Regions from separate parts of the Mus musculus genome. Here all the other regions are linked to region 1. Evidence: chromatin loops called from intact Hi-C (ENCODE). Cell type or tissue: left cerebral cortex. All regions are shown on one strand. Each heading gives the region's core, and the rest is flanking DNA. Links, peaks and the distances in the headings are about the cores only.

Region 1 (10,584 bases), core at 3,148-8,147:
TTTTGTGGAAGAAAGTTCACAGAATCTGCTCATTCTTGTTTCAAAGCACGACTGAACTTGCCAGCCACCGTGCCAAGATTCTGCAAGATTTGTGGTTTGAAAGGACATTATTATTGACTGGGTGTCTTTCATGGTGTCTAGAATGTTCCTTTGTAATCTTTTGAATGTCTATAGGACCAGACCAGCAATCATCGATCCTCTTTCTTCTCTACCACTTGTATTTGTGTCTTCTCTGCTTATTAGTGATCAAGACTCCTTGTTTATTAGTTCCATTTCTCATTTTAAATTGTCAAATTTTGGGTTTGTCTATTTTGATTTCCTGTTTTCAATTTCATAGAGTACTGCTATATTTTTTCTTACATTTGTTTTAATATATTCCTTTGAGACACTTGTTAACCAAAACGTGTTATTTAATTATTATTAGTTTTGTCGGGTATATGTCCAGTTCCCTTTGTGTTAGTGATTTTAGTGATTTCTGGTTTAATTCAACTATGTAAAAATAGAGGGGCTGGAGAGATGGGCCAGCAGTTCAGAGCACTGGCTGCTTTTGCAGAGCACCGAGGTTTGCTTTCTGTCATCCATATGGTGGCTCATGAAGGGTTGTACTTCAGTTCCAGAGGATGCAAAGCCCTCTTCCGGCTTCTGTAGGCACTAGGCATGCAAATGGTACACATATGTACATAAAGTCCAACACATGTCAAAATAAATGTAAATGAATTAAGAAAACATATGTATATGTATACAAGCAATCCTAGAAGCACCCTCATCCGGAGAAATTTGGGGAGGCTTTTCAGCCCATCCCAAAATGTGCAGTTTGAGAAACTGTATGTAGTTTTATTAACTGTATTAATGTTATGTAATTAAATAAGATTAGTACAATATAAATCTCTTGAATTAAATATATTATCTTCTTACTGTCTTGATGTACTCAAGCATTGCTGCTTGTTTTCCACTGAACAGAAAAATAAACATTCTCTGATACAAACACACTTTAGATTTCTGTATTGGAAATAACAGAGGCCATATCATTTTAGAGTTTTTGTGAAAACAAATATTTACATGTTGCTCATTTCTTATATTATGCATTCACATTTCAAGTAAGAATAAAAGTTTATAAATGTTTTTGGTCATTATTTTATTTTTAAACTTTTTTTTGAGAATTTCATACATGAGTATTGTATTAATAACATTTCTTTTTTTTTCCATTTTTTATTAGGTATTTAGCTCATTTACATTTCCAATGCTATACCAAAAGTCCCCCATAACCACCCACCCCCACTCCCCTACCCACCCACTCCCCCTTTTTGGCCCTGGCGTTCCCCTGTACTGGGGCATATAAAGTTTGCGTGTCCAATGGGCCTCTCTTTCCAGTGATGGCCGACTAGGCCATCTTTTGATACATATGCAGCTAGAGTCAAGAGCTCCGGGGTACTGGTTAGTTCATAATGTTGTTCCACCTATAGGGTTGCAGATCCCTTTAGCTCCTTGGCTACTTTATTAATAACATTTCTAAGCCACCCTCACCACACTCCAGTTCCTCAGTGTCCCTGCTCAAATTTGTGACGTATTTTACTTTACTTATTATTGTTTTACACACACACACACACACACACACACACACACACACACACACACACAACACACGCACACACACACAATCTGCTGACTCCATTTAGTCTACCCCTAGATGAAGAACTATAGACAACTATTGATTTCATAAGGGAAGAAGAATCAAACTTCTCTAGCGATGAGAACCTTTATAGATTATCTAATCCTAAGTGGTCATCTTTAAATATATATACTTATGAGTTTATAAATATACAAATTTACAACACAACATATTTGTATTTATAAATATAGTAGATACTCATAATTTAAATATATAATACATAATTTATATTATTTGTATTTATAAATATAGTAGATACTCATAATTTAAATATATAATACATAATTTATATTTATATAAACATATAAATAAAATTATGCTTATAAATGTATAAATATTTAAATATATAATATAATATAGATACATAAATGTATAAGTACATTCATATACTTATGAATTTATAGAAATTTTAACCAACACAAACTTAATTTTTCTTCTTAGAGACTTTACCATTCAAACAACATGTGAAGAGATAGGATATAATGATCTATAACTCCAGCACTCAGAGGAAAAAGGCAGGAATATCAGAAGTTCAAAGTCAGGTCTCCACATGGCTGCATGCACACATATGCACATACCTGTATACATGACAAACACATACATACCATTTAAAATTTGCATATACATTAATGAAGACATAATTTGTCATTTAGTAGTGTTTCTAAACATCTAGTAATTTGGAGTTCTAAGTCTAATGAGTGAGGTCTTTTGAACTTCTACTAAGGAGTGATTTGCATCACTCCAAAATTTATATATTGAAGCCCCACTATGATGGTATTTGAAGATGAGATCTTGAGAAGTAACTAGGTCCTAGGGTGAAACCTCCACTATCAGATTAATGTTTGCATGACGGAGAGAGAGAGAGAGAGACAGAGAGAGAGAGAGAGAGAGAGAGTGGTCAGAGCAGGAATGCTCTATTTGTATCTCCTAAGGATGGGACAAGGAGGCTGCTGTCCACGGCTCAGAAAGTAGTCCTTGCCTGGCACCAGATCTTGCAGTGCCTGCCTTGCTTTCTGACCTCTACCACTGTGATAAATGTTTCATTGTTTTTGTGTTTTGTTTTGTAGTGCTAAGAGTCAAACCCAGGCAGGAGTTACAGCTCTGTTCCTTACATGTTTGTTACTTAAGTTACTCAGTCTATGCTGTTACTGCCTTAGCAATGACAAACTATGAGAAACCTTTTAAAAAAGTATTTAAATTTTTGTTACATCAAACTGATATGTTTAGCTTTTGAAATTATTTAGCATATTCCAAATAACCTAAAATGTGAAAAAGTAAGCACTCTATTTAGAGCAATGTAATAATAAAACTTTGCATTAAATTTGTATAACGCTTTGGGTAGGATGGCCATTTTTACTATATTAATGCTATTGACCTATGATCATGGGAGATCTTTCCAACTTCTGATATCTTCTCAATTTTTTTCTTCAGTGACTTAACAATCTTATCATAGAAGTCATTCTTTCACTTGCTTAGTTAGAATTAACTGAAGATATTTTCAATTGTGAAAGATATTCCCTGGTTTCTCGCTCATCCCACTTGACATTTGTATATAAGAAGGCTACTGATTTTGGGGAATTACTTTTGTATCCGGATACTTTGCTGAAAGTGTTATCAGCAGTCAGGGTTCCCTGGTTGGAATTTTCAGTCATTTATGTATACTATCATATCACCCCTCTTGTGGGATATTCAGTAGACAAGACTGCTCAGTCACAGGTTTAAATCAATAGAAAATCTTTATTATTCAGTCGGAGACTATACTGGGTGTTCGTGATCCCAATGTAGCCCTGGGACTTTCTCAGGGTGATTTTTCAAGCACACAAAAAGGTCTCAGTTGACATACTTCAATTAATAAGAGCAGTGAGCCAGAAGCAGAACCCACAGAAGCTGAAAAGCAAGGTTAGTACATTTAGAGCCTTCCTCAGAACTATGGGTTTGATGGATTAGGTCTTTGTTTTCATTTGGGCGGGTGGTGGTGGTGTCTACCTCCTGAGTTTTACAGCCTGAAGGGTACTTCCATCATGGAGTCAGTTATGCTATGGTCTGAGGACCTACTACAGTCTGAGGTCTGTTATAATCTGCAAATAAAGATACTTTGGCTTCTTCACTTCCAGTTTTATTTCCACTAGTTGTCTATTGTTCTTGCTAAGACTTCAAGTTCTATATTGGATAGGAATGGAGAGAGTAGACAATCTTATCTTGTTCCTTTTAGTGGAATTGCTTTGAGTTTCTCTTAATTTAAGTTGATGCTGCCAATGGTTTTGCTCTAAGTTGTCTTTATTGATTAAGTATGTCCCCTGCATCCCAAATCTGTTCACAGGTTTTACGATGAAGGGGTGTTGGATTTTTCTGCAACTGATGAGATGATCACGTGTTTTTTGTCTTTCAGTTTTTTATATGTTGGATTACATTTATTGATTTACATATGTTGAGTCATTTCTGCATCTTTGTGATAAAGCCTACTTGATCTAATTCTTAATTCTCTCTCTCTCTCTCTCTCTTTCTCTCTCTCTCTTTTATTCTGGGGATCAAATGCCAATATATAGATTTCAAAATCTATAAAGCTCAAGTTCTAATTATGTTAATATGTGTGTTATTATTATTTCATCCTGGTGAGCCTCTAACATTTGAGAGGGGCAGTGTCTTATTTAGGGCTTTATTGCTGTGAACAGACACCATGACCAAGGCAACTCTTATAAGGACAATATTTGCTTGGAGTTGGCTTACAGGTTCAGAGGTTCAGTCCATTATCAAGATGGGAGCATGGCAGTGTGGAGGCAGGCATATGGCAGGAGGAGCTGAAGGAGCTGAGAGTTCTATGACTTCATCTGAAGGCTACTAGGAGAAGACTGGCTTCCAGGCAGCTAGGAGGAGGGGGTTAAAGCCTACACCCACAGCGGTACACCTATTCCAACAAGGCTACACTTTTGAATAGTGCCACTCCCTAGGTAGGGAAAGCGGCCTGACAAAGTCGTTTTCCTTATCTATTACTGGTGCAGGTTTGAAGCTGACAGATATAGGAGGAAGCAAACATATCACAGAGTATCCGGCTGACTCACTCTTCACAAGTCTTCCTAGACCTCTGGGAGACATCTGATTCTCCTGGAGTTGGGTTAACCACTCTCCCTTAGGTATCAAAATTAAAATGAAATCAAATGTCAATTCAAAAAAAGGCGTGGAGAATGGACAGAGATGTCTCAGAGGTTTAAAACACTAAGTGTTCCTCCAGAGAAAATGAGTTGGATTCCCAGAACCCACAAAACCTTCTGTAACCCCAGTCCTAGGGACCCAACATTCTCTTTGGGCCTCCAACCATAGACACTGCATACACATGGCAGGTGCACAGACACACCTGTCAGCAAAATACTTCATAGGAATAAAAGCATTGAAAACCGCCTTGGGAAAATTCTTACCAAAAAGGCTTTTCTTAATTGCACCTCACAATGTGTGACTCACGCCCAGCACACAGTAGGCCCTCAGTCCAGATCTGTGGCAAAATTGACTTGTCCTGCACTCAAGGCATGGTCTCTTGGAAACACAAGAAATAGTAGTAGCTCGTGAGCAACCCTGTGGCTCTTCGCAGAACTTGGGGGCGAATTCGGGGTGCGGCCACTGTGCAGGTGACCTCCATCACCTCTCCTCCTTTGGTGTGCAGTCTACTTCTTGGGTTTTGGGTGGCTATGGTAGCGTCGCCTTAGAGACCAGCTAGCTGTGCGGGGAGGGAACTACATTTCCCAGCTACTCTGGTGCGCGCGGCCGGGTGCGGCGCGTGGGGCAAGTGCACCACCAGGGCCCTGCGCACCCGGCTCTTTCCCCCCGCTGTGCTGGCCACCAGCCCGGGCCTCCGCCTGGGGATGAGGTGGGAGGCGCTAGAAGCCACTTAGCTACAGGCTGGCGCCCGAAGCGGCGCTCGCTCGCTGCCCCCGCCACCGAAGCGCTCGCCAGGCACAATGCAGCACTGAGGCCACGGAGGCTGCGGTAGCGGCTCGAGCTGGGAAGGGGCGGTTGGGAGGCCGAGCCCCAGGCCCGGGCAAGAGCAGCTGAGCGCCGCCACCATGCAGGCAGCGGCGGCCGCGTCCTTCTGGCTGCTCTGCGTCTTGGGGACCTGCCCCCTGGCGCGCTGCGGTCGGGCAGGTAAGTTCGCATTTGCCGGGGTTTCCAGGACTCTTTGGAGCCTGGAGGACCCTCTAAAAGCCGCACCCGCATTTCCACAGTGCGCCGTCGTTTATTTTTTATTTTTATTTTTTGAAGGTCGGCGAGGAAGGGGTGTAAGCACACATGTGTGGGGGACCCGAGGATGCATCAGCAATCTGGGGTCAAATGCTTTTTTTTTTTTTTTTTTTCTCTTTCCTCCTGCAAAAGAAGAGTCTCCTTCAGGAAAACGGGAAAGGGGTGCCCTGTTTCTGGGCCCAGAGATGCTCTCGAAAGAGCTGGTTCCAGGGCTTTCCAGCTGGTGTCTCTGCGTCCTTCCCAGTTAGGTCCAGGAGGGAGGAGGCGGGGAATAAGGTGATGAGGAGTGCAGGATGGAGGACTGTGGGTCAGGGTCATTATTTTTTGCTGTTTCTCTCTACTCCCTCCTTCCCTCCTTCCCTCCTTCCCTCCTTCCCTCCTTCCCTCCTTCCTGCCTGCCTGCCTGCCTGCCTGCAAGGAGTCGCCTCACTGAAAGGACTGGAGAGGGGGAAAGAAAACCGCTTCCTGGAGCGCCAGAGCATCATACCACTGCGCCTCATCTATCGCTTGGGCGGCGAGGATGAAACTCAGCACAACCAGCTCGACACGCGGGTGCGGGGCGACCCTGGCGGACCGCAGGTGAGTGGCGGGGTTCGGGAGATGGTCCTCCACACTGCCCAGGGACCCCGCGTTTGCTTAGGGTTGCCCTGGAAATGCGGTGTACCGGGTGAAAAGAGCACAGTCCTAATTTGATTCCTGCATGATACTCTTGGTGTAAGTGCAAAAAGGAGGAAAAAAGGAACCAAAAGAAGGGTAGGCCAATGTTTTGCAGACGTGCTAGGGGGTAGGGGTGGCATTGGATGCTCCTAGTAGCCCTGTAACCTGAGCTAGGGACAAGAGGCACAGACCCTATCTCCTTAGTCAAGTGAAAACTGCACGGGGTAGGAGGAGTCTATTTAGGCAGGATATGCATCACCATCTTTGTTGTTTTAACTCTGAGAGAAAACATTATAAACCAGGATGATTATTGTAGAAAGAAGAGAGGAGAAGAAAACTAGGCTGCTCTAAGAAACCAAACTAAAATAAACAACATCTCAAAATCCCCTGGTCACTCAGATTTGTGAACACCAGAGACATGCCCATTCAGTCCTAACCTAAGGCCCGAAAACGGGTCCTCCTTGGGTGCGATCATTTTAGTGAGCACTTATATTGCTCTGAAAGCTAATTTATTTCAGTACTTGCATTTTAATCAATACCAAACATCTATAGATACGAATGAGTACTGCTAACTCTAGCAAATATTTTTGGGACTGTAAATGTTTTTATGTTTGTATAGATCAACCTGACAAGTCGCTCATCTACAAGTGCATCTGAAGTTCATGTAGTTGATAATTGAAAACTTTACTTAAGTAAAGATAAGCTGGGCAGTTTCATACCATAAATACATTCAACACTAACTTAACTGTGATGTGATAATGTACTCAGTTATTCACGTGTTTGACATATGTAAAGAGTGAAAATTATTTAAGTCTATATTTGCACTCGAATATTTGGCTCCATTAAAATTTTGTTGACGTAGGTAGAAATTCAGGGTAACTTGTAGTATCCATGGATGTTAGATTAATGTAGTAGAGAACCTAACATGTCCAGCCCTTAATGAAAGATGTTATTATCTGAATTAATGCTTGGCAGCTTCTTGTTTCTCTTGTTAAATTTTGGCTTGTTTCCATGGAAAACCTGCAGAAGGGAACCTGTCTTATTTTTCAGTTAGTTAATAATTATTCCTGTGTGGGAGTATTCTGATGCTTGTTTGTAGCCTCTTATTAAAAACAAACAAACAAACAAAAATCTAGACACAAACACACACAAACTAAACAGAGGAATATAGTGAATCCTAGCTTCAGTGACGGGGAACTTACAGTCCATCTTGCTTTTCTCTAACTTCTACTTGCCTGCTCCTTTCTGTATTACTTTGAAGCAAGCAACTGATGCTTTATTTATTAACATTTTCAGTAACAAAACTCTGAAAGGTAAGGGTTATATTAAAAATGTAACTCTGAATTGCCACATTAAAAATAAGGTTAATTCTTTGATACTATAAAAGAACCATTCTTTCAGAAACATTTATCTCAAAAATATAATTATATGTTTGTTTTACACACACACACACACACACACACACACACACACACACACACATTCATTTTGTGCCAGAGCTAAAATAGAGGGCATACTTAGTTTATTTAAGTCTCTTTTAGTGTATGATTTCTTCTACCTATGCTTTTGTTTTTATTTTAATTTGCCTTTTAATTGGTTCTTATTTTTAATTTTCATTGTAATTTACTTATTGAGACATGACATCTTTTATTCTGTATAGAGTTTTCCATGGTCAGGAATTTGCTGATGTAGACAGTGTGTTAGAGCAAGTCCCAGAGTCTTTGTGGGAAGGGAAGGAAGGATGGAGAGGAGCAGAGATGCAGAGAGAGGGGTGTGAAGGAACAGACTCGGGACCTCTGTCTCTGCCGCCTGCTGTCCATGACCTCAAAGCCCGCCTGCCCACTTTGTGATGGTAGAAGGCCACTACTTTTGAGAAAAAGAGTGTTATTTCTCTCTCTCAATGTTTCTAGACCACCACTTCTGAGATGTTTTAACTCAGATGGGCCTCTCCATATGGGGCATAAGATACGATAGGCCCTTCACAAGTAAACTTTGCAGCTGAGGTGAATGAGACTGTTGTCTGGTAGAACTTAGGTTAAACATGTAGAGATGACTTGTCCCAGTCAGAAGTGGAAGTAATGCTATTTATAATTATGGCAAATTATCCTCGGTATCTAAAGGCACACTCAGCACATTTTGATATCTCCATCACCCAGGGAGTCAATGTACTTTACATGGATCCTTAAATTGCAGCAGGACACCACAGAGAACTGATGGAATCTCAAAGACCAGTGTTTCCTACAGTGAGGAAACTAAGGGTTTTTCTTGTCTGTTAGGCATTCCTGGTTTCCAGAGATCTATAATTTAATCTGAAAATGTGTGGATTTTATATAGCTCTTGTTACTGTTATTATTATCATTATTATTTTGGTAAAAAGAACTTTTGGCACTGTAGGTACTCATGGATATCTTTAGCATTTTTCTTTGTATTATAGAAATAATGTCTGGATGGTTCTTTTGTTACCTCATAAGGTACACATGTGTGTGTCTGTGTGCAAGCAACTCATTTATTGACTCATTAAGAGGAATTTATTTACTTTGAGCTCTCGCTAGTTAGCATTTTAAGAAAATCAAGGCCATAGGGATTTAGAAATAAAAGGCACAGTTGTAGCCTTTAAGGGGTTTACAGAGAGCTGGGAAAATGAATGAGTGCTTACACAATTGCCCTTTGCCCTTTAGTCTTGAGGTGACTACAGGGGCTGTGGAAACAGTGGAAGCCCAGCGCCCAGAGCTTAACCCACAAGGAGCCCCTGGGCTCTCCCAGGAGGTGCTGTCTGATTGGTCACATTACAGACAGGGGTGGGCATAGCTAGCAGAGAGGGGCAGCATGTTCAGAGTCAGATGGAAGCCAGGCATAGCCTCTGCTAACTGCAGATGAGGTTTGGGGGACCAGTGTGAGAAGCATGTCGTTCCTGGATGCTGCAGCAAGTTCTGATGTTCTGAGGAGTTGGGACTTGGCTCTGCAGGCTATGTAAGCCTTTTGGCAAGGAGGATTAACTGGCTAAGTTCATGATCCTATGGTATCATCCTAGTGTTACAGAAGAATAATTGTAATTCTCAAGAGTGAGCAGGCTTATTATTCACTTTTATTCACTGATCAATTCCAGTTCGTATCATTAAGCTTTGTAAGTGCCGAGCTCCCAAACATGCTGAGAACACCAGATGAGTGGCATTTACAAAGCACCTAGGTCAACGCTGGGTATGCAGTGACTCTCTAAGAGTCTTTTAAGTCATAGTCACTCCCTTGGCAGCTCCAGGACTGTTTAGGCATTTTATGACATCATTTGAATGCAAAATGATGCCCTCATTACCTGAATTTAACACATTCCCTGAAGTTACAGATTACTCATTTTTTACATAGCATGGAATGGCCTTGGAAGGAAGAGACCTTATAGGCCATTCAAATTAGCTCAGAAATTACCGCTTACCTGATAGGCTCGAGCAACTGACCAAGGGAAGGTGGTCACCACTCTAGTCTTAGATGGTTCCATTCCTCAAGCTCAAGAGACTAGTTGAGTATCAATTTCTTTTATATTATTAATATGAGCTTGTTTCAGTTTTCATCCATAGATGGCAATATGAAGCTTTTATTTTAGAAGAAATTTCATTATGGTTCTGCTTGAATGGTGATAGTTTAGTGTGAAAAGGTGATTTCACTGATACAAGTCCATATTGTGAGATTTTTTTTTCTTTTTGCTTATTGCATAGTGAGTTATTCCAGTGCTTACTAATTCTTATTGCGAATGGGATGATTACCCTGTGTAGATGCTCATTATGTCATAAAATGCTAGAGATTATAGTCAAAATACAAAATAGTTGTAGTTGATTGTGAGTAACCTTGCTGTCTTCAGGGTTGTCAAATATGAAGTAGTGCTAAGCTCAGAAGATAGCCCTTGAATATTTAAAATATTGAGGTTTTTTTTCCTTCTTTCTTGACAGTTTTTTTTTTTTTTTTGCTAAAAGAATTGCCTGTTTGTAGATTGTAAGGTAAAACATATATTTTTTATGAATTTGTATAAGGTGTCATCT
Region 2 (10,584 bases), core at 3,359-8,358, 55 kb after region 1:
ATTTTCCCACACTTACCTCTTCCCAGATCCTTCCCACCCATTTAACTCATGCATTCTCTCTCTCTTAGAAAAGAAACAGGTAAATAATGAAAATAAAAAGAAAAGCAGAGGAAACACATACAGAGAGACAGACACATACAAACAAAACCCATTAAAACACAACCAGAAGACATAATATACAAGTAAAAGACCATTGAGGCATTAAAAAAAAAGGCACATTTCATTATTTCTGAGCAAGCTCAATTGTAATGTAAGATATACATTACAACATAGATCTCAAGCATATTCCCTAGCATGCTTAGCTCCAAGCCACAGAGCAAGCATAGGAGAGCTTCAAAGGGCAGACAGGAGCACTTCTGTGCTAGGTACAGCTAAATACAGGCGCTTCGACCTAAGGAACCTGCCTCACCTAGCTGCTAGCATTCTAGGCCGTGTAGCACCTCTGTCCAGATGACTTCAGGCTGTTACCTGCTTTCTTTGCTAGACTATCCCATGCAGATGCACTGTCTGGTTCTAGCCTGCTTCGTTGTCCACTTAGATGGCTTTGTAGAAATTTCTTGTCTCTTGGATAACTCAAGAGAGTGATTCTAAAATTAAGTATGTCAGGATAGGTAGGAGGACAGGGTAGGGTTCTGTGATAACTTTTCAACTTTACTGTAAAATAGGTGTGTGTGTGTGTGTGTGTGTGTGTGTGTGTGTGTGTGTGTATGTGTGTGTGTGTGTAAAGGATGATTTGAAACCATGAACTCATATTCACCAAACTTCCCTGAGAGATTCCAGACATACAAACAAGAAAGAACATAAAGAGCCCATTATAATAACCAAGGACATTTATGGACAATGTGTCGGTGGTATTGATCATGAAAGTTTCTGAATTTTCTATTATAAACTACGTGCTGTATCCCACCCACCCCTGCTTTGCATGAAATATTTTAGTTTGTAATAATTGAAGCCTTTCCTACAGTCAGTGCCATTCTGTGGAGGGCTGGTACTGTCCTTGTCACTGAAATTAATGCTTCCACTATTATTCTCTCCCTCTCAGGATCTAATTCTCATGAGCCTATTACATCTTCTGTTTCTTTTTTTTTTAGAGATTTATTCATGTTTATATATATTGGGCTTTTGCTTGCATGCACACACCCACACACACACACACACACACACACACACACCTTCTATGTTGGTTTTCGCAACTGAACTTGGGTCTTCTGCAAGTGATCTGAACCATTTGTAGAGACTGGAATGTTATTTCTTTTTGGTCTTTGATGCAGCTTTGATTCTTTCCCAGAAGCCCATAGTTTGTATTATATCAGAGAACAAAGATTAATAAAGTCACAGAAAATTCCACTTTTATTCTTTATACCTTGTATTAAAGTACCAATCATTCCAGTTTCTAAGAGTCTATCAAATGCATCAACATTTTTAATGACAGCTGATGAAATGACTTTGAAACAGCCCTTCTAGCAATCCTTGAGATATATTTTAGTTAACTGGTGACACATGGTGATGGTATGAATACCAGAGGGTTTTCGAGAAAAAACAGATGTTAATCTATCCTTTGCTCTGCAAAAACAATCTTGGGAGTTGCTAGGATGGACAGGCCAACCTCTTCCTCCTGTTGGTTGATGTTAATTACTATTGGGCAATGTCTAGAAAGTCTCATTTTTAATATTAAAATGAGTGGTTTCTATAGATCATAAAGTATCTGAAAAACAATAACATTTACCTTTTGTGACAAGTTATTCCAGGCAAGCAAAGTCAGTTTTCATTGTATCTTCTTTTTTGTTCAGTGGTTTCAACCATGGCTGCGTATTACAATACTTGAAGTTTTCTTGTCAAAGACTTGGTGATCTAGCTCTTGGAATTTAGGCCTGTTTATGGGGCTTTGCATATTTCCTTGGTCTTAAACCTACAGGCTGGCCTGGTCATCCAGGATCTTCATACAGGCCTGTCTGCCTACAGGTTTTGGGTACACTCCAAGAAAACCAGGAGGATGCACTTGTGGCTTTCGTCGTTGTTGATGCCTTGTTTTTAGTTGCCTTCACCTTCAGGTTAGCCTGTAATGTCTGTTGTAATAGATTGTAAATTAATGGTGTTTCCTGAGTACCCTGCTGCAGGATCTGTACCTTCCTCATCCACTGTGCCTCCTTGGGTGTTCTAGCATTGATAGTACTCTGTCACTCTCATATGTCCCCATGCCCACCTTTCCAGAGAGCCAACAGGACTGTTTAGTACCTAGCCTGGGAAGATCTAGTTACAGGACTATAGGTGATTAGCCTATGGTTGATCAGCTTCTGGATCTCTGTGGGAGTTGGCATTGATGATATCCTTGGACTCCAGCCAGACCTTCTTTTTGCCACAGCGGAGAAAACTAGAGGCGATCCTTTCCTGAAGTCTATGCATCCTTATGGCCGAAGCTATAACAGTGAAAAGGAAACACTATTTGTCTTCCTGATTCGTTTTATTCTGCTTTGTTTATTGGCTTTTGTGTGTGTGTGTGTGTGTGTGAGAGAGAGAGAGAGAGAGAGAGAGAGAGAGAGAGAGAGAGAGAGAGAGAAAGAGAGGAAGAGAGAGAGACAGAGAAAGAGACAGAGAGAGACAGAGACAGAGATGCAGAGAGAGACACAGAGACAGAGAGACAGAAAGACAGAGAGAGGAAACATGGAATGGCTGGGTGGGGAGGAGGGGAGGATCTGGGAGGAGATGAGGGAGGGGAACTATGATCAGAAGATATATATATATATATATATATATATATATATATATATATATATATGAGAAAATATTTTTTATTTTCAAGAAAAAGAATACCTAACACATAGGGTATTTCTCATAGGTATGAAAGCCCAGAGATGTGCCTTCATGTAGGGACCCTCATTACTGTTTAATTATAATTACTTAACAGGAGCATTTTCCTTTAAAGGATGGCCGTGAACTTGGCTGTCATGAAGGGACTTGGAAAACTTGAGAAGTAAAAGAGAATCAGCTATTAAGATTGTTCTTGGAGTTTTTGCTTGTTTGCTTTTGAAAGGTAACATGCAACAAAGCCTTCAGGAAAGTTCTGAGACCTTAGTAGTGCTTATTAACTCCATAAAAGTCCCGAAAATGCCTAAATAACAGAAGTACTTCTGAGTCTTTTCTGTAAAATTCTGTGTAAAGTGTCTCCATGCAGGACTGTGTTTAACAAGAGACTGTGAATCTCAGGGGATATCATGGGACTCTGTCTACTACAGTAGCTTGGAGCACATTTGTCTTTCTGTCATGTGATTACCATCACCTACAGAAACATTGGTAGGCTTGACTATACCTGGTTGTCCTCTATTATGCGGTGGAGTAAGTAACATAATATGTGTACATTGCTACCATTCTAAAATTAAACAGTTTCTCAACTTCCAAACACATCTGGCCACAAGGATTGTTGAAGAGATTGTGGGCGTGTGACTGAAAGTTGCTGGTGGAAGATATTTTGAAAGCATTTATATTTTAAAATACTGTGAAATGGTACATGTGTGGAATCAGGACTTGACAGAGGATGCTAATGTGTTTGCTAGGTTCAAAATTAGAAAACTAAAAAGGACCTGGGAAACAAGTTGTTTATTTTATTTGTATTGACACATGGTCTCATTGTGTCGACCAAGTCGGTCTGGAACTCACTTTGTAGCTGAGGCTGGTATCAAACTCTTGAACCCTGTCCTTGAGTCTCTTGAGTTTTAGGATTGCATGTGTATGCTATCATGACCACTAAAATTTATTACTGTAAAGGTTGAGAGGGTGGTATTAATATTATAGATAGGGAAGGGGAAGATGAAAGATGAGATTTTGAAATACTGTATATTTGCTTTACATACTGGTGCAACACATGTCATGTAGTGTGTGTGTTTAGTTCATGTGTGTACATATAAATATAAAACCCTTAGGGAATTGCTCAAGCTGGTCAGTATATGAAAATGGTATTTGAACTTAATTTTGACTTCAGAGTCTGCTTTATTTGTTAAAGGATGGTGGTGGATCTGGGATTTAAACCAGTCTCCTGTCTCATCCTAAAAACACCCAGATCACTTTTTGTAACTATGTAATTACAATTCGTAGGTGTCTTTTGAATGTTTTAGATACTTAAAATCTTTTAATGGTATATTATAATACTTGGCTTGTTACCAGAATTAATTAGATTTAGATATCAGTCATATGGCAATAAAGATTTCCATTATTTTAGGATCATCTTAGAGTAGTGCAGTCTCATAATTTAAGTGTCAGCTGAATACTATTGGATAAATTATTTATTAAACATTATGTGCCATAGAATGCTAGTACTCAAACTGCCATTGTATTGGGGCAGTCAGCTGAGGGGCAGAGCACTTGATTCACTTGTGTGAGGCCATGGGTTTGATTCCTAGCTCCATAAAAAAGAAAGTTTGCCAATTTAACAGCCATTACATACTGGAAATATTAAAGATCTATTTTCTCAAACGTGAAGTGTTTCTGAAGGTTCAGTGTTCTTCAGTTTCCCTCATGTCTCTTTCCATCCTGTTTGTTCCTCCCGAGAATAAGCAGATGCACTGCTATTGGAGCCCTACCCACCCCGCACTGTTGTGATCTGTTTTCTCTGTGGAATGAAGTATTGACAGAAAGCAACAGGACAGAGAGATTAAAAATATGCATCAATTAGAGAGCCAATTGCAGCATGGCTTTCAGTCAGTGAGTGTTCTAGCTGCAGCGCTGACGGTTCAGCTGGAACGCATGCTTAAAGAAGAGTATCTTTTGACTCATTACTAAAATTATACCTTACTTTTTTTCATAGCATGAGGAAATTTGGAATAAATGTCTACCAGAATTCTACATCATTCTGAAATATATGTGAAGACTAGTGATTTTAATGTGTTTATTCTGTATCTATTATTTTGTTTTTATACCCACAAAGACAATATTCTATGCTTGCATTATTCATGATGGTTAAAGTTTTAAAACCTGGGGACAAATTTTGTGATTTTGGATTTCAGTTTAGTTGACAAAATCATTAATAAATAGAAGCTTTGAATTAGATGACCATGCTAATGATGATTTGAGTACTTGCCCTTTTTTTCTACAATTTAGAGAAGTTCATATTTCTTTTATCAGGATAAATACAATTTTAATTACTTGTGGTCGGTGGGGGAATAAAGCAGGGGTGAGATAGGAAAGAAGAGACCTGGGCTTCATTTTCACCATAGCAGGAAGGACAGCGGCCAATTCCTCTGTTTCCCACTCATTTGCGTTTAGCCTCCTGGTCCAGTCATTAAGGTTGCATTGTTGTGTCTTACAAATGCTTCTATCTTCTGAGAATTAGGAGAACTGCTACATTTCCTGTGACATCCTCAAGAAAAATCGAAAAGAGCTTAATACTTGGACACCTGCCTGTCTTTTGGTTCAAAGGGTAAAGACACATATAGAAAAAGAATGTAGAAGCCATTGGCCAACACTGGCCAGGAGCATGAAAAGCAGTAGAAATCCAAAAAAACTACCTTTCAGCAATGAGGAATCTCTTCTTGCTCAGAAACCTCGCATGCCACGGACTCTCAGAGAGAGGATGACCCTCCTGGTCCTATGGGTCTGTGTGCTGTACTTCAAATGGGAGGATGAGATTTTAAGGCTCAAGGCTTGACTTGATGCATGGTACTCTGTCACCTAAAGACTTTGTTTTTAAGACCAAGTTTCTAGTGTTGTAGATAGTGTGTGGGGGACTCCTCTCCACCCCCATCCTTACTGTCTGTAATACACTTTATTTATCAGTGGATCGGCCCTAAGCAGTCTAGCCCTTGGCTGAAATGTTAACAAGTGGAAATATTCAGAGATGGGCACTTTGGATGTGCCTCTTAGGAAAAAGCCAAGTGCATGACAGCATTGTGACTCAAAAGACCTAGATGTGGGCAGTAGCTCTGTGATGAGTTATGCAATGTTCTCCGTGTTGCATAATCTCTGGAAGTGAGTCTTCTTGACTTTAAAATGGCAAATGCTCTGCTTGAACTGACAGAGAACTTATGTAAAGATAATGTATGTTATCAGCTTTCCTAGGTAGTTGCAGATGATGCTTATTGATATCTGGCAACACTTTAAATCAAACTCACAAGGGAAGGGAGAAAGGACTGAGTCCTGTGAGTCATGTCCCAGGGAGTTCTGCTTGTTTTGGTTTGCAGCCTGCGATTCTGATTTCTGTCTAGCTCTCTCTCATTTCTGCTGTGTTCTGTCTTTTTTTCTAACTCGCTGTGTATGTGTGCCTTCAAGTTCAGCTGAGGGGGAAGGAATGCCTGTATTTGCTTCATTATCTCAGTGAGTCTTATTGGCTTCATCCCACTCCAGAAGAGTCACAGGCTCATCACTAAACCTGATACTGTAACCTTGCAGTACCTTGGGGCTCTTGTAGACCAGCCTGAATTTGGGTGTGGAATCTGCCTTTCCCAACCCACAGATGCTGAATTGGGCAGGGATGACTTCCTAAAGGACATTTAGGGTGTATATTACAGCATCAAAGAATGGCTAGTGAACAAGTCATTTTTATTTTATTTTTGTCTGTGAAGAAAATATGCCTATGATCTAAAAAGATAGTCAAGAAATAGCTGAGCAATGTGCACAACAAATGAAGAAAGGACTACATTTTCTTTAAAAAAAATTAACCACTTTATTTTGTATTTTGAAGATCTTTGCCATAAATTTATATTGTAGGAAAAAACTCTAGTAGCTTATTTTTCAGATTATATCAGGAAGGAAGGTAGGACGTACGGCCCAATATTGATCACATGTCTAGGATTACGGAATCCAGAGGCTCTAGGAACCAAATGTTTGGCATGTTTATAACATTTTATTGTGGTGATGTGCACTGTGAGAAGCATCATCTTGAGTGCAGTGTAGTTATTCATGCGTTTTCATCATCACAGTCATGCATCTCTAGAACGTCTTTCACTTTGTAGAACTGAACTTAGAAAAGAAAGAGAAAAATTTCTATTATGTGACTAAAACAGATTATAACAGCCAAGAGCATCAAACTCCATTCATTTAGATGACTCTGTGTGTGTGCATGAGTGCGTGTTTGTGTGTGTGTGTTTGTGTGTGTGTGTGTGTGTGTGTGTGTGTGTGAGAGAGAGAGAGAGAGAGAGAGAGAGAGACAGAGACAGAGACAGAGACAGAGACACTTGGGTTTGAACCTGGGACCTTGAGTATGCTCATCAGCTCCTTTATGTTGGATCTTTATCCTAGGCTGGGCCTGAGTTACTGTAATACAAGCAGACCGTGGACTATGGTACTCTTCCTTTAGCCTCCCAAGTAGCTGGAATTACAGGCCTGTTCCCCCGGGGCTGGCTAGATGACTATTTTATGAGATCATTTTTCACTTGTTTCTTGATCTTAGCCCAACACATTATTCATTCCATAGGAGGTTGGGCTGGAAAAAAAGTAACAGCATCAGAGAAACACCATCCTAGGTGAAATGAGGGCATGCAAACCTGGGAGGCGTAGGAGCCTTTGGTTAGAACCTGCAGCTCTTTGTCAGGAATGTGCACGTCATTGCCAACACGGTAGCTTCACACATTGTGAAATTATTCCGTTTCTGTGACCAAGGGCTCAGAAGGAAAAGCCGAGCAGAGAAAAACCATGAAAAACCCAATAACGTTTTTGTAACATTTTATTTGGAAAGGGCAGACAGCTACAGCAAGCATGTTGTGACTGCCCCCGAGGGGAACAGGGAGTCTTAGGAGATTTAGAATAAACAACTTTAAGAGATTTTAATAGGCAGAAAGCTAAACAGCTCTAACCCAGGGAAGAAGGGAACAGTTTACAATTGCTCCCTGGGTTGCAGAAACATTTTATTCATTATTATTTAAACCTTATGATAATTCTATTTACTGAAGGAGAAAGTGAAGCAGAGAGTTTAGGGCTTTAGGAGTGCTTAGGAACACAAGTGGGGCAATAACTGGGAATCAGGTGGACTGGTACGCTGCTTCTGCCGCAACTCAAACCTTCTGTGGAAATGCGTTTGGCTTTCTTCCTTTAAGCTTGACGGACACTACTAATCACTTTTTCAGGGCCTGGACCAGTGCGTAGAGCGCTTGCTGCGTTTGCAGAGGACCCATATTCAGTCCTCAGCACCCACATAATGGGATGTAATTCCATTGACCTCTGAGCAATACATGCATGTGTTATATTTTCATACACGCAGGCAAAACACTCATGCACACAGAATAAAAGTAAATAAAAATAACCCCACACTTTTTGAATTTTTCAAAAAAGGCAGAGTTAATGTGAGAATTAAATACGATGTTGAGAACATTTGACTTTCAAATTTGAAAATGGAGTCAGAATATAGTCTCCCCTTGGAGATAGCTGCTCTTTAAGAATACTGTCAGTGAAAAGACAACTATTTCCAGAAACTTAAACACCAACAACTTGTCACTGTTGAAGGGCAGCTGGCATTCTTTGAGTTATTTTAAATGTTCCTAAAGCAAGTTTCTAAGATTGGTGAACTTTGGGACAAACTCTTTATTATGTATGCCTCTTGGATTTGTATGGAGAGGGCCTTGTGGAGCTGGGAAGTTGCCTTTCCGGAGCCTCTAGCTCTGGAGTTGCTAGGTCTCTATGGACGGCGTGGACTTGAGACAGGCAGATACAAGGCTTGAGAATACAGAAGATTCCCATTAGGGAAATTGAGGAAGATACAGATTTAATTTTTTTTATTATTTCTTTTACATCCCAACTGTGGTTTACCTTCCCTCCTGTCCTCCCAGTCTCCACCCCCACCCCCACCATCCACTCCTCCTCCACTTCTCTTCAGAAAAGGACAGGCCTACCATGGATGTCAACCAGCCATGGCATATCAAGTTGCCGTGAGACTAGACCTCCTCTCCTATTAAGACTGGACAAGGTAATCCAGTAGAGGGAAAGGGCCCAAAGCACAGTTAGAAACAGCCCTTACTACCACTGTTAGGCGTCTCACATGAACACTAAGCTACACAACTGTAACATATATGTGGAGGGCCTAGGCAAGTTCCCTGGTTGGAGGTTCAGTCTCTGTGAGCCCCGATGAGCCCAGGTTAGATTATGCTGTTGGTTTTTCTTGTAGTCTCCTTGACCCCTCTGGCTCTTATAAGCCTTCCTTCCCATCTTCCACAGGATTCCTTCTTTGGCTGTGGGTCTCTGAATCTGTTTCCATCAGTTTCTAGGTGAAGCCTCTCTGATGACAATTGGCCTAGACACGAATCTATGAGTTTAGGAATCATTTCATTGACTTGACTTTCCTTCCCTTCCCTTCCCTTCCCTTCCCTTCCCTTCCCTTCCCTTCCCTTCCCTTCCCTTCCCTTCCCTTCCCTTCCCTTCCCTTCCCTCCCCTCCCCTCCCCTCCCCTCCCCTCCCCTCCCCTCCCCTCCCCTCCCCTCCCCTCCCCTCCCCTCCCCTCCCCTCCCCTCCATCTTCACTCTTACCTTTTGTCAGTCCTGTTTGTTTCTATCCTACTTTTGTGTGTCTATCCTCTAGGTAGTGTCAGGGCTTGGCTCCCTTGCATGGCCTGGGTCTCACTGGACCAGTCATTGGTTGTCTACTCCTACAAAAGGAAGATCTATCTTAAGGCTGGAAAGTCTTTGAGGATCTTCTTACAGTCTAGGATGCTGTCTTCTGTTTCAGGAAGGGCTTTTGTATTGCCTTCACTGAGAGGGCCCTTCCTCTGCCATAGACTGGATGATTTTATTGTGACATTTTGTGCTGTTAGTCCATTAGTTTAGATGTGCTGAGAACTCCTGTGATTGAGAAACGTGTTTAATCTAAGATGTTGAAGTTTTTGGTTATGAATTATTATTATATTTGACTGATGCATCTGTTAGCATCTTTCAGACACAGTGAAACCAGGCCTGAGTTGTGACTATAATCAGATAATGGTGATGAACCCTGTAAAGAGCACTAAACCATAAAATAAGGGAGATCTACAAAGTTCTGTTTGTCATTTTATGACATGAGTTCTTGCTGTGTATTCCAGGCTGGCTCCACACTTGAATCCTCCTGTCTCTGCTTCCTGAATGCTGGTATTACAGGTATGCATCACCACAGCCCACCTCAAGCTCTCACTTTTTAAAAGACGTCTCACTTACTCTGGTACTTGAGTTGTACAAATGTATTCAGAATTCACAACAGTAAACTGAGGGACAGTGTTTAAGTAAATACAAAGAAATCACCAGTAGGATATGTGGTGAAGCTAAGACCTTACCCCAGTTTATATTTAATAGTACATGTTCAGGTTAAGAACTTGGATGCTTTTGAAAAAGTTTCCCTCCAAAATGCCTCCTTCCCCTCCTCTTCTTCCTCCTCCTCTCCCTATCTTTTCTTCTATCTATAGAAATTAGCATTTCCCAGAGCTCTGTCACTTCAGTTTGACTTTCATATAATCAAGCACTGAATGTGGAAATACTAATATTACCTCCCAGTAATGATGGCCATTAAATGTATGTACCATAGAGACGGGAGTGTTTGAGCTACCATGAGGGAGGTTCTGTACTTAGTTCTGTGGTAAGGGAGGAGAATCAGCACTTTTAGGAAAGAGTCAAAGCTGGAGAGACTATACTGTTTTGAAGC
Region 3 (10,584 bases), core at 3,563-8,562, 310 kb after region 1:
GTTATAGATAACCGTGTGAAGCCCAATACCTGTTCCCCAAGGTTCAATCACCTTGGAAATAGAGTGGCAGCCCCACTGTTGTTACTCCTGGTTCAATCATTTTTTTAAGTTGTAGGACTCTATGGGCTCTTTACCAGACATTTAGCCACTCCGGCGTCCCTATGATCTGGGACTGCAGACTGCTATCCCTGGCTGAGCAGAACATTGTGTAGACAGAAGACTATCATTCTCAATTTAAAATTATCTTAAACTACTTGACACCTTTGATAGCCAATAACCTTAAATTTTGCATCTGATCCAATGTTCTCTTACTTCGTAGAAATACTTCTTAGAATGTATCACTATGCTTCGCAGACTTCTAGCATCCAACAGTGCTATAGCCAGGAATATTTTAACAACTGACAGCTATGGGCCCCCACTATACTGTAGTCAGTATCCTTGATCTTCCCACCAGTGGAAAGGGCAATGGTCCTCGTTCATGACTTTCTTTTAGTCTTTGGTTATGCAAGTTCACGTGACTTCTTCCACAGCGGACCATGTCATTCAAGGTGATTTGAGTTCCTGAACCGAAGTACTTCACATTTGGCTCAGAATAAACTATTTCTTTATCACCTTTAAAGTAGACTCTGTTTTATACTCTTAATGTGGTCTTTACCTGCTGGCTGGGGTGGCAATCCCATACAATCCAATACAGAATGCTGTAGGGTGTTCTGCTTTCGGGGTAAAGGCCAGAACCCCTACATGAACTCTCCCATTTCACCAACAACCAGGCAGGATCTCCACAGGGAATTTGTCACTTCCATAACTAAACCACATTCCATCTGGGTCTTTCATATATACCATTCTATATGCCTGAATTCTGTACCTACACTCTCCCCACTGGCATCATTGTGGCTGGGCTTTGTTTCTTCTTCAGCCTCGGTACCAACTCTGCAAGCTCACTCCTATCTAGCGTGACCATGCTGGTTACCATCCCAGCCTCAGTACTTAACCCGGGGACCTTCAGCAGGTGGAACTCTTTCTGCACACCCAGTGTGACTGGCCATCAAAATATGGACTGGTTGGTTGAAGGGATGAATTCTCATCCCTGGATAAGAGCTGTAGTTTAGTGTAGAAGTAACCCTCATTTGTAAAGGCTAAGGGGAAATGTAGATTATTACTTTTAATAAGACTATTTTGGGGGGCTGGTGAGATGGCTCAGTGGGTAAGAGCACCCGACTGCTCTTCCGAAGGTCTGGAGTTCAAATCCCAGCAACCACATGGTGGCTCACAACCATCCGTAACGAGATCTGACTCCCTCTTCTGGAGTGTCTGAAGACAGCTACAGTGTACTTACATATAATAAATAAATAAATAAATTTTTAAAAAAGACTATTTTGGGGTTTTATTGATATTTAAAAGTTGTATATAGTTTCAAAATTATCCATGTGGTGTTTTCCCAGTACGCTGGTTCTCTACACTCTACCACAATATCTCAGCCATCTTTTCTTCCAGAGAAACAATGATTCAGGCCTAGCAAGGAAGGATGCCCCTCCCTGGTTCCGTCAAGCTTCTTGTCGAGGAACCACCAAAATCAAGGAAAGGAAAATATGAATTTCCATTTTGGAGACTGGAACTCCTCCCATTGAGTCCCCCTCTAGTGATGACTGGTTCTGATCTGTAGTATCCCACTTGCACCCTTCCACTTTCAAGTCTGTGGCCGATGATTTGGAATCTCTGTTTAAAAGATTGGCGGCTGTACAGCTTCTGTACATGGGAACAAGAGAAAGCCAGTGTTTTAAAGGTGGCCATCTAGAGAACACAGCACCTCCAACAGCTGAAAGTGCCACTGAAAATCCTAAGGTCTGAGTTCTAAGCATTTTAACTTATAGCTTACTATGACGTTGAGGTGTCCATTTGATGTTCTGCTTTTACTAACAAATGCGAAGAAGTTAGAAGGGGGCACAATTGAGCTAAGACACTATTATTTGTCCCAGACACTTCTCTTGGTCAAGATTAGATTTGAACAAAACAAAACAAAACAACTAACCAAACAAAACCAGAGTACGTGGGATAATGAGCCCCAGCCAGAATTCAGCATCTTTGCAACGTTTATTTCCCTACTTGCTTCCTGGAGCACAGTTTGGAGAAGTCAGGACGGTAGGCTATGTGACAAACAGTGGGGCTGCACATACAGCCTGCAATGAATGGAGGACGGAGCAGAAGGCTGGCATGGAGTGAAAGCAGGAAGCTTTCCTCAGCATGAACACATCTTCTCAGGTGACAGAAAGAATGACCTTGGCAGTGTCATGGCCTGCAAGTGTTTGTATTACCAGGGAGTAAGCCCAGAGCCCAGAGATCAGACAGCAAGACTGGCCACTCTCTCAGTGCCACCAGAGTTAGGATAGAACAAGCACTTGGTAGAATCAGTGGTACCTGTTAGCACTTAGCATTAACGATACCTGACCCAGTGGATTCCATTTCAGCACCCTAACTTGTCCTCTGAGTGGGAGGCCACCCAAATGGTCTCACTGGTTCCAATGGTCCTGGAATACAAGGAACCCAAATCCAAGAAGTCCACTAACCTCTCTGGTAAACTGAAATGGCTTGTTAGGAACTCTGCTCAATTAACTTTTTAAAAATAATAGCTTGGTGGATGAGAAGAGTTTGATTTCTTTAAAGGAACAATCGCAGTTCACAGCTGAAGTACAGAGAACAAGAGTATTGTTAGACAGATCCTAAGACCACGAACTTACGCTTGTATCCTCCCGCAATGCCAGACTGTGTTAGGCATCTCTGCAATTCGTCAGCATCAATTTGTCCGTCCTTTAAAAAAATACAAACAAAAACCAGGAAAGGAAATCAGGGTGGTGACTTGCACTTTCAAGCCATTAAGCAGCATTTAACAAGAGAAAATAATTATATGTAGCATTTCTTTAAAGGAATGCCTTTCAAAATTCTTCTTATTCTAATTCCAAAAATAATTCAATGGTGAGAGAATAACTGTCATGACAACAGTCTGCATTCAGTTTGAGCCAAGGAACTATCAAAATCAATCATTTTAAAATTAGTTAACAGAATTGTTTAAAAACATATCCCTCCAACCCTTTTTTTTGAAAGAGGGGGGAAGTAGGGTATATCACAGAGTTGTAGGCATCAGTAAATACAAGGCCTGGTCCAAGGAGAAAGAGGCTCTTGGACCAGTTTGACTCAGCAAACAGGGTCTTCCAAGCACAATTATATAGAAAAGATACAGGGTACCAATACCTACTTACTGGTTGACTGAGGTCAGAATAAGACACATGACATTTTTATGGATTTTAAATAAAATATATAAATCCAAGTTGGTGAGACTCATTAAGTTATAATTAGGAACAAGATCAATAATTTGCAAGAAGATGAATGTGTGGACTAGAGGCCAGCACTGCTGAAAGTCAAGCAGGTGGAGTCACTTACATGCTGAAGACACTGGCAATCTAAGAATGCTTGTCTTGAGGTGTGCTATGTCTTGTGGTTTCAAAAACACGGATCGATAACATATTAAGTAGACACTCGAGAGGAAAGTCTCCCAGTCTTCGACTCAATTTTCCATTCAAATTCTCCGAGCTCTGTTTCTTAGAGTACCACTTCTTCCAAGGTGGCCGTAGAAGTTTGCTTAGCATATTCTAGAGCATATCTGTTTGTTTGTTTGTTTGTTTGTTTGCTTGTTTTTTCAAATCATCATTTCCTTCTTTTGGGCTCTTGTTTAAAACAAGTCTAAGGTGACTAAGAAGGGAGGTCCCCTCTGGACACATCTGGATTATGTCCACAGAACACTTACAAACACACAGTGACCTTGCAACCTAGGAACATGTCCTTCCCCACAATAGCCATAGGCATCGGTCATAACTCTCGGAGGGAGGAAGTAGGTCTTAGGACTTGGGACTAGCTGACCTGCATTCCCTCCGTGGGTCATCTGGCCACATCACCTAATAAGGACATGGAGCGCTAGCTCCAGAGAGCACCTGCCCCTGGGTGGAGGCTACCTTCCGAATACTGATAGCAACTCTTGTGCTTGGAAGCCGATGCTTCTTTACAGCTCTTCTCTACTTCCTTTGTGGGTAAATGATTAATTATCGAATTCAACTGAAAGTAGCTAACTATCATAATTGGGCCATAAAATAATTAATTACTAATATTTGTCTTTAGGTTAGGCAAGCAGAGGTTTTATGTTCAGATCTTGAATTTCTTCTCTGTAAGCAGCCCTTGTTCTATCCTGACAATACAAGTGAGGAGGTATACACTTTGTAGATCTTCAAAGTATATTTATATTCCCCCTTTGGGTCAGTCTAATCCCAGTCCAATCACAAGCTTTGAACTGATCTATTATTGATACAGGCAATACTCTGTCCAAATTTGTCCAGATCTAAAATAAAGACTGTTTTAGTCTTCCTTTCCTTTTACCTTCTTTCAGGCAAAGGGACTCATTTCCAGAGCAAAGACTGTTTTTGTGCCACTGCACTAAATGCTAACACAAACAGAACATAACAATTCTTCAGTATTGAAGGAAAGGCTAACCTGTCCAGCCACAGCAGCAAAGTAACCATATAGCGGATCCTGAGTTTGTCCAGGGAACGCAGGCCCTCCGGGAGCCCCACCATACTGTGAAAAAGAAAAGAAAAAAAAAAAAGGTAAAGGCATCAGAGAGAATTGAATTTATCTTAACCATCCAAGGCTTTTGTACAATTGACGCCTGTGCGACCTTCACAGTCTCTATCTTCCCCACCACCTTGACTCAGCTCAGTGACCCACCAGGCTTGTCCACTCCTGCTCCTGACATCTAAAAGCTGGAGACTTGGTCCAAAACAAGTTTCATGAGAGTGATGGCCACTAAACGCAGACCCACTTTAAAAATCCCTATTAACCAGCTTACAGAGGTCAGTGCACCGGAAGCAACCTGGTGGCTAGGCTTAGGACTGTTTTCCTGTTGGTTTTTACAGCCTTTGCGGTGTTTTTGAAGTACTTGAAGTACTAAGTAAGGCTGGAGTTAGTACAGGGCTGACAGGTGTGGCTTGGGAAGAACAGGGATGGCCGGCCCGGTTATATCTAAAATGAGGGTCCCTCTGTCTCTGACAGTACACCTCCCACATCTGCCTAAGTGGTCTTCCTCTAGGACTTCAGCTCATTTCTCCAGACTTTCTGGTCTCCCTGTCACTTTCTTTTCAAGGGAGTGACCACAGAACCATTCTAGATCAAGATGGCTGTTGTTGCTTTGGGGACATTCCGAGAGAGCAGGAAGTCAACACCAACTTGCACTATCTCACGCCACATATCCGAGTTACAGAATGGGCTTCCTGGGTCGCAGCCCACCCACCGGTGGGCCCTGGAAAGGCCCTTGGAAGAGATGGGGAAGAAAAATGGAGCCAAGGCTGGACATCAGGGTCCAGGCGAGCTCGCAGGGAGCATCTGGGACCGCCCGCGACGCCTCCTCCCGCTCGTCCGTGGCGCCTTCCAGTCTCGGGAGACCAGAGGCTGCTGTGCCCTCGTCCGCTGCACTTACCCCGCCTGGGTAGTACCCTCCGCCCGCGCCAGGGTGCCCGGGATACGCCATGGTGCAGACTGCGCCTCCGCCCTGCCTGTCTGCTGCTCCGCCCGTCCGGCCCAGAGCCGCCCCGGAGCGCACCACGCCGCCCCGCGGGGGCCGCCGCTCGCCGCCACCCACCCCGATCGCCCCGCGGCATCCCGAGTGCCGCCCGTTCCCTGCTGCCTCTGTGCTGTGTCAGCGCCGTCTGCGACCCACACTCGGGCGATGACCCAGGACCCCAGACGAGTTTATATCAGGACCCATTCTCCCTCTCGACCTAGTGGCACATTCCGACATCCACGCACAGCTAGGGGAGGGTTTTTTCCCCCCTTCTTCCTACTGTGCTATTTTGTAGAACATTTACTATTTACACCGGGTTGTTGGGTAGAGAGGACGGGATAAGAACGCTATGCACAACTGTAGGGAAGGGGAGAACAATTCCAGTGGGCGAAGGAGACACTTTACAAAATAGGAAAAAAAAAACTTTGAAAACCTGATGAAAACTTCTGAACCATGCAAGTGGGCTTTTAGCTTTGACTGAGGGTGGCCTGTTTCTTTGCCAACCGTTTAAGCTGAGTGTAGCTCAGGTGCGATTGCTAGGCGTGGGTGTGTGGGGTGGGGTAGAAGAGGGCAGTTTCTAGGCAGGACAGCCTCACCCAGGTCATTCATAGGAAAGTGAATTGTTTAATTTTCTGGATGATTCGAATAGAAACAACCCCAGTGGTGAAGCTTCCTGGAAAGGATGTGAAACTCACGTGGGTTGTTCAGATGTTTCACGGCTTCTTTTTTGTTTTTTGGTGCAATTGCAACAAGAGGTAATTGTTTGCTGGCTCCGGACTGTTAAGGACTGAACAGTGTTGGTTGGTCGATGTTTTGTTTGTTTGCTTTTGACTGTTTGCTCTTACTCTTTCCTTTTGAGATCCAGGTTCTCAGGGTAGCCTCTCATGGCCTCAGCCCCAGATGAGAGTCACCAACGGTTGCCTGCTTTATTGTTATTATTATTATTGTTGTTGTTGTTATTATTAATTTATTTTTATTTTTAATGACGAAACAAAAATATACCTAAAAGCGAAGCTTCTGGAAAAACCATTTGTTCATCCCTGTCTTGTATCGCTCCTCAAACTTGACCTTGGCCTCCCGCCTGACCTTGCGTTTGTTTCAAAGCTGGGTCCCTGAACACATCCTTGTTGACAACAGTCTTGTTCAAGGGGATATCCACAGAGTACCTTGTGGGCATGAGGTGGTTGTAGTTATAAACTTTCACAAAGGACTTGATCTTGGATCGCTTGGCGATTTTCTTCTTGCCCATGGCAGCTGTCACTTTTTGGGGATAGCGGTCAATTCCAGCCACCAGGGCATGGCTGTAAGGGCGGTCCAAGAAGCCATGGTCAATGTTCTTCACGATGACGGCTTTGCGACCGGAGTAGCATCCGGCCAGGACCAGCAACACTTTCCCGGGTTTCATGAACTTGCCCATCTTGACAGCAGGCAGCGGTACCCAGCAGAAAGGAAAGGAGGGCACTTCCGCTCTTGGTTTTGTTTTTAACATTTTGAGAAACACTTTAATGAACAAGACTGACCATAGTGTGTGACCAAGTTCTCTTTGGATACATAAGCTCCAAAACAGAAAGTTCTAAATAGCGAGAAACAATTCCAATAGTCCTTGTGATCACGTAGCAAAGGTGTAGCCTGTTTTACGTCTGCTTCTGGAGATAAAATTACTGTTCTCAAATACCATGGTCTTTGATTAGGCATTCTGAGGTTTTGTCCTGTAGTTTGGAACTTTAATCGGCTAGGTGAACAGGGCTCAACTCACACTTGAATTTAAGCTCTTTCAGGACTCGAGTTTGAAAATATCACAAAAAATATGTGTCACCAATAAAGCATTTGTGACTAATGCAGGCTTCATTTTATGGATAAGCGACTACATTAATTGTCACATTAGGAGACATTAGACTCTGGTTACTCCTCCCTTAAGAAGTGAATTTTAATGGAGGGCTGTAAATGAAATCCTTACAGCGATTGCCAACAAATTAATGATGAAAACAAAGATAAATTACACACACACACACAGTAATTAATGAGTGTCAGACCTTCATAAACTTTGCCTATTTGTGTAGTCCTCACAAAGACCTGTGAGATAGGCGCTTTTGTTATGCAGTTTTATGCAGTTGAGAAACGAGAGCTGAGACAAGACAAAGAAAGGAGGATATGAATTCAGAGCTGGGCTATGGTGCTAGGTACTCTAGCTCCGCCCCCGGGGTGGGGGTGGAGGTGGGGATGGGGGAGAAAATGTCCAGATAGTAAATATTTTCCATCACATGCTCCCTATAGCAACTTCTTGGCTCTCATAGCCTGGTGGTGTCTAAGGATAGAACACAGGTCAACAGTGTGACTGTGATCTAGAGCAACTTCATTCACTGAACTTCATATCGTTGTTGAATGTCAGAATAACTCTATTCCTCCTATCTTTTAAAGACAGGAAGAGATGTCATTCCTAGCTCTCAGATGTTCTCCCAAAGAGGCAGGCCAGATGTGGCCCTCAGGGAGCAACTTGTGAACCACGGCCAGCTTATGACTCAGGAAGTATGGCCCTTAGCAAACAATTTTGCTGGTTTTAGGATAAAGTCTACTGTATTGGTAGATGAGTCACACCAAGGAATGGTGACTCCCCAGTGTAAGAGCCTGTGATTAAAATGGCTACGTCGGAATCTGCCCATTGGTCAGTGAGACATGTGAGAGGAACAGGGTGAGACCATGGCTTGCCTGTCTCCCACCCTGTGTACTCTCCAAGAGTGGCTTGCATATGTCGTATGACAGGCTATCCTTTCAATGTTTATGCATGCGACACAAACCCTGTTATTCACAGACTAAGATTATGGAACCTAAGCAAAGGATAAAGATTCAGTATCACCATTGCAAAGCTGAAGTGTGATCATCTTTCATGGCTTTCGTATTTATTTTCACAGAAGGCGTGGAGAGGGAATGAAATAGGCAACTTCTCACATTCTTGGCATGTGCCAAGTGTCATGCTAGACGCTTCCTTATGACACTACACTATCAGAGGAATTTGTAATTGTGTTTTAGAGATTAGGGAACTGAGTAGCAAGTAACTTTCCCAAGGTGTCCTACCAGGCTTTTACTCTCAATGTAAGTTGAAGGCCTAAGTTTTTACAATAAAAAACAGACTATAAAACACTAAGCTACACTCATGCTTTTCCCTAGGGGAGAACTTCCTGAAGCATTAGGACAATACAGAAAAAGAACCCAAGAGACAGAGAAACTTCACAAAAATCCTCATGTCTGCCTTCACAAGATCAAGTTACCTCATCCCTAAGTAGGACCTATAAAAGATGACAGCCGCCCCGACCCTCTGTCATTTTAATTTCGAATCAAATTAAAAACCTCAGTGGAATAAGATCACCTTCTTAGCCCTATATCTCCAAACTATGAGTCCAAGATACAGGCACTGCCATCCATGAGCCATCTGAAGAAACTCAGCAACAGAGCACCATGCTGTGTATTTATACAGAAGAGGGCTTTCTCATGGGAACCAGAATACTATCATTCATTCTAAAACAATGTACTAAGTTTTACACAATTTTTTTCAGGCATGTCTCCCTGACTGAAGGCTGTGGCTAAAAGAGGCTGAGGAGAGTTGTTTCAAGTTTAAACCTAGAAGAAAATCGGTTCTCTAGAGAGAACGTTCGTGATGTCTTGGCTAATCACACTGTTTTACAGATGAGAGAGAGAGAGAGAGAGAGAGAGAGAGAGAGAGAGAGAGAGAGAGCCTAAGAAAAGACCAGTGAGTGGGCCACATTCCTGAAGGCTGACCTAGCTGAATATAAACATTTTGCCCTTCCCAGGAAAAGCCCTGACAGATTTGGCTTTTTCTCTTAGGAGATGTTATGCTTTGGATCTTAAATCCCCTCCAAAGGCCATTGTTTGACCTCCAACCTGCAGTGCTACCTAAGGGCGCAGGGGCAGCATCTCAGAGGTGAGACTTGAGAGGAAGGACATTGAGTCACTGAGGACTGTGAGTATATTGGACCCTGGCTCCTCCCCTGCTTTCTCTGCTTGCCACCCTGGTCATTGAAGGGACTCTGGACAGCTCAAGTGTGCAGAGCCTGGTTCTGGCAGGCCTTGCCCTTCTCTCTCAATTCCTTGCTGAAAACTATTAAATTACATTTACCTTTACCTTGTACCTTTAGAAACCACCATTTGCCTATGGACCATGTCTGTCTCCTCTCTATCAAGAGACAATCTTGGTCCTAGAGAAAAAAGGCCCCTTCCCTCTCTCCCTTGTTCATCATCTCCCTAGTCCTCCTGTCTTTGTCTCTTATTCCCTGCCCTCTGTTTCTCTGGGGCAAATCAATCTCCTTTGTGCTGAGAACTTGGTCTTGGGGACTGAGCTGATATTTTTCCTTTCAGTCATCCGGGGATAAGATTGCTTCACAGTAACACTCTCCACAGTGATCTTCTATCTCACTATCAGGGAAAAAAAAAAAACCAAAACAATAAAAAAACAAAACAAAAAAACAAAAAAAACAAAAAACAGTGGAGCTGTGAGACTTCTAGTGGTGAGCAAAAATAGACCTTTCATTCTTGTAAGTTGTTTTTCTTGGGTATTTTGTTACAGTGATAGAAAGCTAACAAAGATGGGAGTCTATTCTTTTTTTGATATTCCTTCTGAGACCTGTGTCTAGACATGTTTTCAAAACAAAAGGTAACAGATACACCCAGTTCCTAAAGCAGGGTTAACATGTACATTATATATAACATTCAGGCACAACATTCTTATTTATACAATGGTGAAAGGGACTGTGTCTCCATGTAACTGTGGTATTTCACCATTTCCTGCCCTTGTCTAAATCACAGGTCTAGTGTATGGGGAAGAAATGAACAATGCATTTGCCAGCGTAAGGACGCAGCTTTCTTTTAGTTGTAATCTGGATGAGTCAACTTGATGGCTAAAGACTTCTGTCTGGGGCAGGCAGATAAGTCTGTGTTAGAACACTTGGATAGTGAACACAGGTCCTGGT

What was found. Peaks named below come from ENCODE experiments on the same cell type or tissue, not always from the same donor. Only the 100,000 strongest peaks of a DNase experiment are listed, where the experiment ranks them.
Region 2: it touches region 1 in a loop (3.0-fold over the local background); 2 of 42 quality-filtered maps call a loop at or near these places.
Region 3: it touches region 1 in a loop (13-fold over the local background); 3 of 42 quality-filtered maps call a loop at or near these places.

What each region holds. Positions count from the first base shown.
Region 1 is chr5:8,363,095-8,373,678 of GRCm38, reverse strand. Adam22 (a disintegrin and metallopeptidase domain 22) reads left to right here and starts at 5,519. Exons shown (of 31, transcript NM_001310440.1): 1 at 5,519-5,803; 2 at 6,318-6,478. The coding sequence starts at 5,725. In left cerebral cortex, for the core only: a CTCF peak has its summit at 5,447; DNase peaks (open chromatin) are centred at 5,494, 6,162, 6,359 and 6,968; H3K4me3 peaks cover 2,659 bases; H3K27ac peaks cover 1,290 bases.
Region 2 is chr5:8,307,857-8,318,440 of GRCm38, reverse strand. The region is part of intron 3 of Adam22 (a disintegrin and metallopeptidase domain 22); the gene reads left to right. It also overlaps the pseudogene Gm18037. Among named protein-coding and RNA genes, the nearest start is that of Adam22, 55 kb to the left of the region's middle. In left cerebral cortex, for the core only: no CTCF peak of the experiment used is centred there; DNase peaks (open chromatin) are centred at 5,935, 6,272, 7,454, 7,979 and 2 more places; H3K27ac peaks cover 4,073 bases.
Region 3 is chr5:8,051,574-8,062,157 of GRCm38, reverse strand. It overlaps Sri (sorcin), which reads right to left and starts at 5,616. Exons shown (of 8, transcript NM_001080974.2): 1 at 5,519-5,616; 2 at 4,537-4,620; 3 at 2,736-2,805. The coding sequence starts at 5,569. It also overlaps the pseudogene Gm15730. In left cerebral cortex, for the core only: a CTCF peak has its summit at 5,550; DNase peaks (open chromatin) are centred at 5,566 and 5,825; H3K4me3 peaks cover 2,106 bases; H3K27ac peaks cover 1,789 bases.